2 separate regions of the Homo sapiens genome follow, and region 2 is linked to region 1. The links are chromatin contacts, found by Hi-C or POLR2A ChIA-PET in ENCODE. All regions are on one chromosome and are shown on one strand. Each heading gives the region's core, a stretch centred on a gene start or an enhancer-like site at or near the end of the contact. The rest is flanking DNA. Distances are from core to core; before and after follow the strand shown.

Region 1 (5,359 bases), core at 1,489-3,988:
ACAGCACCTGGCTTTGTTACCCAGGCTGGAGTGCAGTGCCCCAGTCTTGGCTCACTGCAATCTCTGCCTCCAAGGCTTAAGTGATCCTCCTGCCTCAGTCCCCACAAGTAGCTGGGGCTATAGGCATGCGCCACCACACCTGGCTCATTTTTGTATTTTTTGTAGAGATGGGGTTTTGCCATGTTGGACAGGGTGGTGTCAAACTCCCAAGCTCAAGCGATCCACCTGCCTCAGCCTCCCAAAGTGCTGGGACTACAGAGCCACCACACCTGGCTGGGCATAAATTGATAAACTAAAATTCTTAGGAAATGAAAAGATCCCAGAATAGCCCAAAATAATCTTGAAAAATTGACTATAGTTTGAGAACTTAGACACACCCTCACTTCAAAATGTAATGCAAACCTATGGTAATCAATACAGTGTAGTATTGGCATAAGGATAAACTATAGACCAGTGAAATAAAATTGAGAACCCAGAAATAAACCCTTTCATTACAGTCGATTGATTTTTGACAAAGATGTCAAAATTCAATCGGAGAGAGTCTTTTCAAAAATGGTGCTGGGACAGTTAGACATCCATATGCAAAAAAAAAAAAAAACGTGAAATTGGCCTTCAGCCTCATACCATACACAAAAATCAACTCAAAATGCATCGCACACCTAAATTTAAGAGATACAACTGTAAACATTAGAATAAGACATGGCGTGTAAATCTGTGGTCTTAAGTTAGGCAATGATTTCTTATAAATGATAACAAAAGCACATTGGTAAAAAAAAATAATAAATTGGACTTTTGAATTTCAAAAACCACAAGAAAGTGAAAGATAACCCACAGAATGAGAGAAATATTTATAAATCATATATCCACTAAGAGACTTATATCCAGAATATATAAAGAACTCTTAACAACTTAATTGTTTTAATGGGCAGAGGACTTGAATAGATATTTCTAAAAAGAAGATACGTAAATCGCCAATAAGCACATGAAAAGATGACTAATGTTCTTAGTTGCCAAGGATATACAAATCAAAACCACAATGAGATACCACTTTATACTCACTGTAGTGGCTGTAATAAAAAAGATATAATAACAAGTGTCAGCAAGGATGTGGAGAAACTAGAACCCTCATGTTGCTGGTAAGAATGTAAAATGGTGCAGCCAGTTTGGAAAATAGTTTGAGAGTTTCTCAGAAGGTTAAACATAAGAGTTACCGTGTGACCCAGCTGTTCTACTCATAGGTATCCATCAAATATAAATGAAAACATTTTCACACAAAGATTTTTATGTGAATATGCAGAGCAGCAATATTCACAAAAGTAAAAAAGTGGAAACAACTCACATGTCCATCAGTTGGTGAATGGATAAACAAAATGTGATATATCTATACAATAGAATACTATTTGACAGTAAAAAGAAGTGAAATACTGAGACTTACTGCATGAATGAACCTCAAAAACATTATGCTTGGTGAAAGAAGCCAGACACAAAACAAAATGTACTGTATAATTCTATTTATATGACATATCTAGAATAGGTAACCATATAAGGACAGGAAGTATGGTTGCCTAAATGTGAGGTGAGGGGGGAGTAAGGACTGACAGCTACTGGGCACAAAGTTTATTGTGGGGATGATGGAAATGGTCTAAAATTAGATTGTTGTGATGGATACACAACTTTGTGAACATAGCAAAAACCATTGAAATGGGTTAATTTTATGGCATGTAAATTATGTCTCAATAAATCTATTTAAAACAGATAAACACTGGCTCTTGTCCTGGGAGGGCTGTGCTCTGAATGACAGCAGGACATAGCAGTGAGGTAACAATATGCCCACTGGGACCTTGGAAGCAGAGTGTTATGATAGTAGGGTAGTGGATTTCAGCATTGCCGTTTTTTATTTTCCCTCAAATGTTTTAATTCATTTTTGTGAAAAGCATGGAAGAGGTATTACAAATTTTTTAGCAGTACCTCTCATCCACATTTCAAAAAAAAGTCCTATTCTAGAATTTTGAATGGGTGGCATTTTATGTTAATGACCAAAGAATTTGTCTTTAACCTCTGTTGGCAGAATTTCAGGATTTTGTTACAAGGGGTCACAAGGTGTTGGGGAAAGGACTTTGGCTTACAGGTCTGGAGACTGTCATCAGCCAAGTGGCTGGCTGTGGGCAAATCTGCATTTCTCCACTATGCTCCAGCCTTTTTAGGGGAGCTTTGTGGATTTGGCTCACCAAGGTTCCTTTATCATCTACACTTATATGCAATAGGTAGCATTGTTTCTGTTCTCAACAGCTGAGGTAGCTATTAATTCTAGAAGGAGGTTAGAGCCAGTGTAAATTTCTGGTGGGAGTGGGGTCCTGCATGCAACCTTCCTCCGGGTGCTCTTCCTTCCTGGGTGCATCCACCCTCCTAGGGTGCATCTGGAAAAATGCTCCAACCTTTCAAGGTTTGGGGCTTTCCTCTGTGAAACTTAGCAATCTTCCTTTTAAAATTTTTAAAAATTTCTGTTGACTTTTTATTTTGAGATAATTATAGATTCACAGGAAGCTGCAAAAATAGAACAAAGAGGTATTTTGTGCCCTTCAACCAGTTTCCCCCTGTGGTTACTTTTTACCTACCTACAGCACAATATCAAAATCAGAAAACTGACTTTGGTACAACATATGTGGATAGTTCTATGCCATTGTATCACATGCGGAGGTTCCTGCACGAGTGCACACCACTACTTCATGACACAGAACTATTCCAACACCTGACAGCTCCCTTGTGTTACCCTTTTCAGTTACACCACCCCTTTCTTTCACCATACCTGGCAACTACTAATCTTTCATCTCTGTAATGTGTGATAGTGAGAATGTTAAATAAGTGGAACTGTAGAGTACATCAGCTTTTTTTTCCTTTTTTTTTTTTTTTTTTTTTTACTCATATGATGCCCTTGAGATCCACCTAAGTTGTGTTTATCAACAGTTTGGTTTCCTTTCATTGCTTGGTAGTATTCCATGGTTTGGATGTGCCAGTTTAACCATTTACACATTGAAAGACATTTTGATTGTTTACACTTTGGGGCTATTTTATCAGCATTACCCTTATGAAAGTAGGAAAGCTTTAACTAATGCTCTTGGAACCCAGGACACAAAAATGAGAAACTACTAACTACAAAAGGAGAGGTAAACCCTGTTCTAATTGAATGAGAAAGGAGCTATTCGGGTTGACAAGTTTCTGGGAGAAAATTAAGCTCTCAAGTTCAAGAACCTCAGGTTCCTTCATGCCTTCCTCAGTAGTATGCACCCTCTTCTCCGTCATCATTCACCATTCAAACAAGAAATAAGACAATTTTTTTAAAAATTGTGAGGTCCTGGTGAAGTGTGGTGGCTCATGCCTGTAATCCCAACACTTTCAGGCGGGCGGATCACCTAAGGTCAGGAGTTCGAGACCAGCCTGACCAACATGGTGAAACCACGTCTCTACTAAAAATACAAAAAGTAGCCACACATGGTGGCAGGCACCTGTAATTCCAGCTACTTGGGAAGCTGAGGCAGGAGAATTGCTTGAACCTGGGAGGTGGAGGTTGCAGTGAGCTGAGATCACACCACTGCACTCCAGCTTGGGCAACAGAGCGAGTCTCTGTCTCAAAAAAAAGAAAAAAGGGCCGAGCACATTGGCTTATGCCTATGATCCCAGCAGTTTGGGAGGCCAAGGTGGGTGGATTGCCTGAGGTCAGGAGTTTGAGACCAGCCTGGCCAACATGGTGAAACCCTGTCTCTACTAAAAATACAAAAATTAGCTGGGCGTGGTAGCGCATGCCTGTAATCCCAGCTGCTCAGGAGGCTGAGGCAGGAGAATCGCTTGAACCTGGGAGGCAGAGGTTGCAGTGAGCTGAGATCATGCCACTGCACTCCAGCCTGGGCCACAAGAGTGAAACTCCGTCTCAAAAAAAAAAAAAATTGTAAGGTCCTTTTCTTATATAAAAAAAGTTCTGTGTGTAACATATTCATTCATCCATTTCTTATTAAGTGATTCATTGTGTGCCTCTATGATACTGGGACCTGCTCTTAAGATGGGAACAAGTCCATGCCTTTGGGGAAATTATATAATCTCTAGGGAGACAGACGCTAAACTAAGAAGATTATTTTAAAAGAATTTCATATGTGGTATGAAGGACCAGCTGAGGCTACCAGAACATCAACAACATGATCTTTAATCTGAAAGATCAGGACAAATTATCCAGGGTAGGAGGCATAAAACCATAGGAGTGAGTGAGAGAACAGCACAGGGGCATAAGATTCAACACATTTTGAATCATTACCTGAATTATGACTACATACCCTTGGAAAGTACTCGTTTTATCAGAAGATACAAAATTGTGAACAAGTTATTTATACAGACCAATGATATATGGTGTAGGAAAAAGATGTACAAATTTCTATAATGCACTGGCAGATTTTTAAAAAGAATTTTTTTTTCTTGAGAGGGAGCCTCGCTCTGCCACCCAGGCTGAAGGGCAGTGGTGCGATCTCCGCTCACTGCAACCTCCACCTCCTGGGATCAAGCGATTCTCCTGCCTCAGCCTCCTAAGTGGCATTACAGGTGACCGCCACCATGCCTGGCTAATTTTTGTATTTTTAGTAGAGACGGGGTTTCACCCTGTTGCCCGGGCTGGTCAGAATTTTCTGTATAAACAATAAAAGTTGACTTTTCAGTTTTAGTAATAAAAATATTTTCTAATTTGTTAATCATTTTTTATCCTTATTTTTGGTATGTTTAACAAAATTTTAAGTGTGGGCCTATTCTTATTGTGTGTGTGTATGTTTATGTTTAGAGTGAAATACAGGACTGCAAATTAAAGGAAATGTATTTTCCTGTTCAACATAGAGCACACTATACTTCCTTAGGCACTTTCTACACAAAGTAGGTACCAACTAGAATTTTGTGTGATGGTTGAATAAATGTATATCTTACAAAAGTACTAATCTTGGAGTCCTACATAAGTTGGTGAATTCCCTGCCTTGTTTTTTCATTTTTAATTGAGGTAAAATTAACATAACTTAAAATTTAGTGTAGAAATCTAGCCAGGTATGGCGGCCCTTGCATGTAGTCTCAGCTACTTCAGAGCCCAGAGTTAAAAGTTACGGTGCACTGTGGGAGATTCGTCAGGGTGGTGGGAGAAATTATAGGAAAAGATGCAAGCCTTCTTGGAAGGCCAGGAGGTTTTGCAAAAGCTTCGAAAGAGGATTTGGCTGAAGGCAGGCAAATTATCTTATCCAGAGCCTGAGAGCAAAGGTTAGATAACAAGGGGATGTAAAGAAATTAATCTAGGTAAATTAGTTTGCTTCGGGACCTGGCCTTTAATCCGCAGGATTGC
Region 2 (5,359 bases), core at 1,220-3,719, 44 kb before region 1:
GTGGAAATTTCAAGGAACAGGCTGCCCAGCTCATTGGCTAGCTGAATACCGTCCTGTGTCTGCACCTGCCGGGCATGCAAAAGGTCCCCCTTGTTGCCCACGATGATGACAGGGGCTTTAGAGTCAGGGTGGACCTTCCGGATGTGCTGATAAAGGGGTCGGATGGACAAGTAGCTGTCATAGTCTGTGATGGAATAGACCAGCAGAAAACCCTCGGCCCACTGCACGCATTTGGACAGGGAATCGACGACCTGGGGGAGGCTGTCTTGGATCTGAGAAAACATCAAAATGAGATCCAGTCAAGGAAACCCTCAGTGGGAGATAAACTCAAAACAACATCAAGGCAACCCTTGAAGAAACACTTGAAAAAGAAATCTCTAAATACAGTTTTCAGTTTCCACCCAGCTTCTGCAGAAGCAGGCTTTTGATATGGAAAGAACAGATTCCCAGGCAAACTCCCTGCCTGAGTTACTTTATTAGCTGTTATCCCTGCATTATTTTTAAACCCCTTGCTTGTCAGGCAGTCTCTGGTGAACCATGGCTGACTGAAGAATGACCTCAAACCAGAATGGCTCAAGTTTTAGGAAACACTAACTCATAATAAACAAAACTTTGAAAATAAGCCAAGATAAATATCTATTCCCAAACTCATAAAAACATTTTTAACATGCACTTCTTAAGAATGTTACAGAAAGAAATTCCTTTCTTAGGGTTCTTCCACAAGACCTTTCCTCTGGAGAACGGAGTAGCAATTAGTAACTGGTTAATAAACAAGTTACATTCTAGACCCTCTGCCAAGGGGTTATCTGATTGCAATTACTGACTTGAGGGAACAGCCATTAACAGCAGCAGTTCAGCAGTGCTTGGGCCGGGCGCTGTGGCTCATGCCTATAATCCCACCACTTTGGGAGGCCGAGGTGGGCGGATCACTTGAGGTCAGGAGTTCGAGACCAGCCTGGCCAACATAGTGAAACCCCATCTCTACTAATAAATAAATAAATAGATAAATAGCTGGGAGTTCCGGCGGGTGCCTGTAGTCCCAGCTACTCGGGAGACTGAAGCAGGAGAATCGAGGAGAATCGCTGGAACCTAGGAGGCGGAAGTTGCAGTGAGCTGAGATCCAGCCACTGCACTCCAGCCTGGGCAAGAGTGAAACTCCGTCTCAAAAAAAGCAGAGCTTGCCAGGGGAGAAGAGTCTCTCCCATCAGAATCCTACCTCTTTTTTTGTTTTGTTTTGTTTTGTTTTAAACGTTTTTTTCTTTGTTAATGGTTCCATGGCTACCTCCGGAAGAAATGGTGAGACCTGCTTAAGTAGTGATGGCCCACCAGGGTTGCAAAGTGAAGTTAAGTCAGGTGCTTAACAAGAGGAGGCTGCTTCTAACCATGCCTCCCCCTTAGAGAGTTTCTAACACCCCAACCACTGGCCCCACCTGTGGACAGCCCATTCCTCCCTCTAAACGCACAGGTCGGTTTAGATGCCTTGCTCAGACCCCTGCGCCCAGCATGGGCGCCCTACGTGCTGTGCCCACTGGGGTGGTCTCACGGGTGGGGGTGAGCTGTTTGCCCCTGGCGGTTCTTACCTGGACGCCCCCGGGAGTATCCTGGATCTGCAGGGAGAGCTGGTCCCCCTCGACATAGACCAGCCGTGAATACAGCTTGCCTGGAGAATGAAGTAGAGTTTGCTTTTTAATTCTCAAACTCCCATCCGTAAAAAGAAACACGCAAGCATAAAAGCAGGGAGCGTGAAAGTATTCTCACCTGTATTCGGTTCATAGTCTCCAATGAATCTCTTGGTCAGGAAGCGCACGATCATTGCTGAAAAGGAAATAGGAAAATCAACCGAAGGAGTAGAACAAGCCTGTCAAACCCAGGCACCTCGGACAAACTGGGGGGAGTGAAGGGTGCAGAACCGTGGGCACTGCTCGCTTCCAGAGGCTCCGCAAAGCCGTGGTGCCGCGGGCTTGGCCGCGAGTACGACTGGCGGGACACCTCTCCCGCACCCCATCCCCGAACAGGCGCCAATCCCGCCGAGATCCCAGGAGTAGATGCACCAGGAAACGCCAGGGAAGCAGGCCGGGACGGACCGGGACCCACCCAGCGCGAAAGCAGCCCGATTCTACCTGCACCCGCGCCCTCTGCTTCGGCCGAGGCGCCCTCTCTCCGCAGCGCCCCCAGTGGTCGCGGCCGGAGCCGGGGAGCGAAGCCGCCCGGGGGTCCCCGCCGCACTCACCGCTCTTGCCCACGCGGCCGGCGCCCAGCACCGCCAGTTTGATGTCCTTGGGCAGTAGGTAGTCCGAGGAGGACTCGGGGATGGGTGCGAGCAGAAAGTGCCCGGACATGCTGAGCGGCCGCATGGAGCGCGTCCCGGGGTCCGGCGCGCAATCCGAGAGGGCTGGGCCTCGCCGCACCCGGAGCCGGCTCGCCAGCTGGGAGTGCGGGACTAGAGGTCCGGGACCGCGGCGGCTGCCTGCAGAACTGTCAAGGCCCGCGGCTTTTAAAGGGCTTGGTGCGCCCGGGAGCGCGGCGGCCGTCCCAGCTCCTCCTCGTCTCCGCCCCTTCCCGGAGCGGCCGGGAGGGGCGGGAGCAGAGGCCGCGGAGCTGACTATCGCCGAGGCTGTGCGCTTCGCCGGGCTGCTAGCTGCTCGCGGCTCCAGGCGCTCTGCGGCAGGACTGCGGCTCCGGGGCTCAGACCCTGGAGATACGGCCACCGTCCAGAGCGCGCGAGTGGCCTCTAGTCAGGCATTCTGCGAGTCTCCTCGCCCCGCAGCAGCCAGCCGGAGTCACTAGACCTGTGGGTGAACTTGAGATAGGAGTTACGAGTTGACGAGAGAAGAAGAAAAAGTGCAATCAGTTGGATGTTTCTGCAACAATGGGACAGATTGCTGTAAAACGCTGCCCTTTTTATTTTTAAAAGGTGCTAAGGGGCTGGGCGCGGTGGCTTACGCCTGTAATCCCAGCACTTTGGGAGGCCCAGGTGGGCAAGATCATCTGCGGTCAGGAGTTCAAGACCAGCCTGGCCAACATGGCGAAACGCTGTCTCTACTAAAAATACAAAAATTAGCGGGGCGTGGTGGTGGGCGCCTGTAATCCCAACTACTCGGGAGGCTGAGGCAGCAGAATCGCTTGAACTAGGGAGGCGGAGGTTGCAGTGAGCCGAGATGGCACCACTGCACTCCAGCCTGGACCACAAGAGCGAAACTCCGTCTCAAAAAAAAAAAAAAAAGAAAGAAAAGAAAAGATGCTAAGGGGTAACATTAATATGGGAAAAGGGCGGGGGGCGGGGGGCAAGAGCTCTGAATTAGTATCAGTGGAGGCAACTGCAGTCACTGTGACCTTGCTAGGGATAGATGAAGTCCCCTTAGGGGCAGTGATGGTTAGCATCTCAGTATCCATGCCCAGCCCCTCCTCTGCAGGCAGGGGTTGCACTGGCTCATTCCTGAACACTCATGAGCACTCCACTGGCTGGGGGCCCTGGCCCTGCACTAAGTGTCCATCATTAATACTATCCTATGTGCTTGAGTCATGCATTTGCTTCAGTATCCAAATATTTACTTCTAGGTGCATGGTGGGGTCTAGGGTGGGGTGGGGGGCAGTGTGAGGAACAGGACACAGAGCTATAGACTGGTTCTTGGATTTCTGGAGCCCACCAGAAATAGCACAGCAGAAGCCTCAGGACTTTAACCTTGAACAGTTAGAAGACCTTCATGCCTCTGACCTCCTGTGTTCCAGCCTCACTTGCCTAATCGCCTATTAGACAGCCCCACCCTAATTCATACCTTTCTCTACCCTGGTTGTACCAGTTTTTGCTGCATGACAAGCCACACCAAACTAGATGGCTTAGAACAACAATCACTTACAGTTGTTGAGCCCTTTGATGCATCTGCAGGGAGCTTCCAGGTTCTGGAAGTGGGGGCTGGCTGCCCTTGGATAGCCTTACTCATGTCTGGCAGCTGTTGGCTGTGATGAGGGAGGGTAGTGACTGAGTTACATGTCTCTTCTCATTCAGCACGTTGGCCAGGGCCTGCCTTCATGGTAGCTGAGCAGAGTTCCAAGAGAGTGGGTGGAAATGGATAAGGCCTCTTGAGACCTAGGCCTTGAGAAGGAACCCATCCCTTCTGCTGCATTCTGTTGGCCAAAGCAAGTCATGGGGCCAGCCCATATTCAAGGAGTAGGGAAATACACTCCGCCCCTTTGTGGAAACAGCAGAAAAGTCACGTGTGAAAGGGCAAGGAAGCAGAGAGTGATGGAGAATGGGGTCCATTTTTGTAATTGACCATGCTAATGAATGTGTCTCCATCCACCCAGTGGCCCAAGCCTGGGAGACATCCTTGACTCTACCCACTCTCTCACTTCCACATTGATTAATCGCCAAGTTCCATCATTTCTCCTCCTATATTTCTTGGTGTCTCCCTCTGTATCCCTACTGCTCTCATTTCTTTTTTTTTTTTTTTTTTTGAGACGGAGTCTCGCTCTGTCGCCCAGGCTGGAGTGCAGTGGCGCAATCTCGGCTCACTGCAAGCTCCGCCTCCCGGGTTCACGCCATTCTCCTGCCTCAGCCTCCCAAGTAGCTGGGACTACAGGCGCCCGCCACTACGCCCGGCTAATTTTTTGTATTTTTAGTAGAGACGGGGTTTCACCGTTTTAGCCGGGATGGTCTCGATCTCCTGACCTCGTGATCCGCCCGCCTCGGCCTCCCAAAGTGCTGGGATTACAGGCGTGAGCCACCGCGCCCGGCCTCATTTCTTATCTGCAGAATTCTGAATAATCCTGAAGTAAACTAATCTAGACTAGATGGTGACTTCAGTTTACATGTTCCTCCCTTGGAGAAGCCGTCTCTGATCACTGCCACTGTCCCCACCCCTATCTTGCAGTTACTCACTCTCAGGGCACTGATCTCAACTATCATTACTTTCTGGTGGAATATTTGTTTCATGTCTGTCTCCAGGAGGACAGGGACTCTAGCTTGTGACTCTAGTACCCAGCACATAGTGGCACCTGGGACTGGCAAGGTCCTTAATAAATGTTTGTTCACTGGCTGACTTTCCAAATGAATGAATGAATGCTGTCTTCAGTGTATGAACTGGAAAATACAGAAGTCATGTTTCTGACCATTTTCCCATTGCCTTGGTTTTGAGAGCAGCTTGCTCTCAGGAAGACGTGTGCTGGGAGATGTCCTGAGATAAACTGCCATATTTAAGTTGTACTGACTTTTGACTGTTCATAAGGCAATTTTCTCTGTTAAACTGCAGTTTAATTGAAAAGACTTGAAGCAAGGCACCTTCCTCCCTGATGGGGGAAAAGGCACCATAAAGACAATGACTGTCTAGGGAACAACTGGAAGCTGTTAAGTTCCAGGGTC

The links. Hi-C counts contacts between places; a loop is a spot of excess contacts on that map. ChIA-PET counts read pairs that join two places held with the same protein, here RNA polymerase II (POLR2A). Pooled maps may share reads with other maps.
Region 2: a map with no recorded cell type shows a loop between it and region 1 (11-fold over the local background). The contact joins the promoter of RASL11A here to the enhancer-like site in region 1. A Hi-C loop is called at or near these places in 3 of 37 single-sample maps with no recorded cell type and 2 of 50 pooled maps. POLR2A ChIA-PET finds 5 or more read pairs at or near these places in 4 of 52 experiments (H1, Panc1, WTC11 and 1 more).

Annotation. Positions count from the first base shown.
Region 1 is chr13:27,224,515-27,229,873 of GRCh38, reverse strand. No RefSeq gene overlaps it. Among named protein-coding and RNA genes, the nearest start is that of LINC00412, 10 kb to the left of the region's middle. Within about 2 kb of position 2,738, at least 2 of the 41 ENCODE cell types and tissues checked have a DNase peak (open chromatin) inside an H3K27ac peak, as active enhancers do.
Region 2 is chr13:27,267,940-27,273,298 of GRCh38, reverse strand. RASL11A (RAS like family 11 member A) reads right to left here and starts at 2,469. Exons shown (of 4, transcript NM_206827.2): 1 at 2,231-2,469; 2 at 1,759-1,815; 3 at 1,581-1,660; 4 at 1-272. The coding sequence starts at 2,354. RefSeq lists silencers at 2,069-2,298, 2,339-2,558 and an enhancer at 2,507-3,007.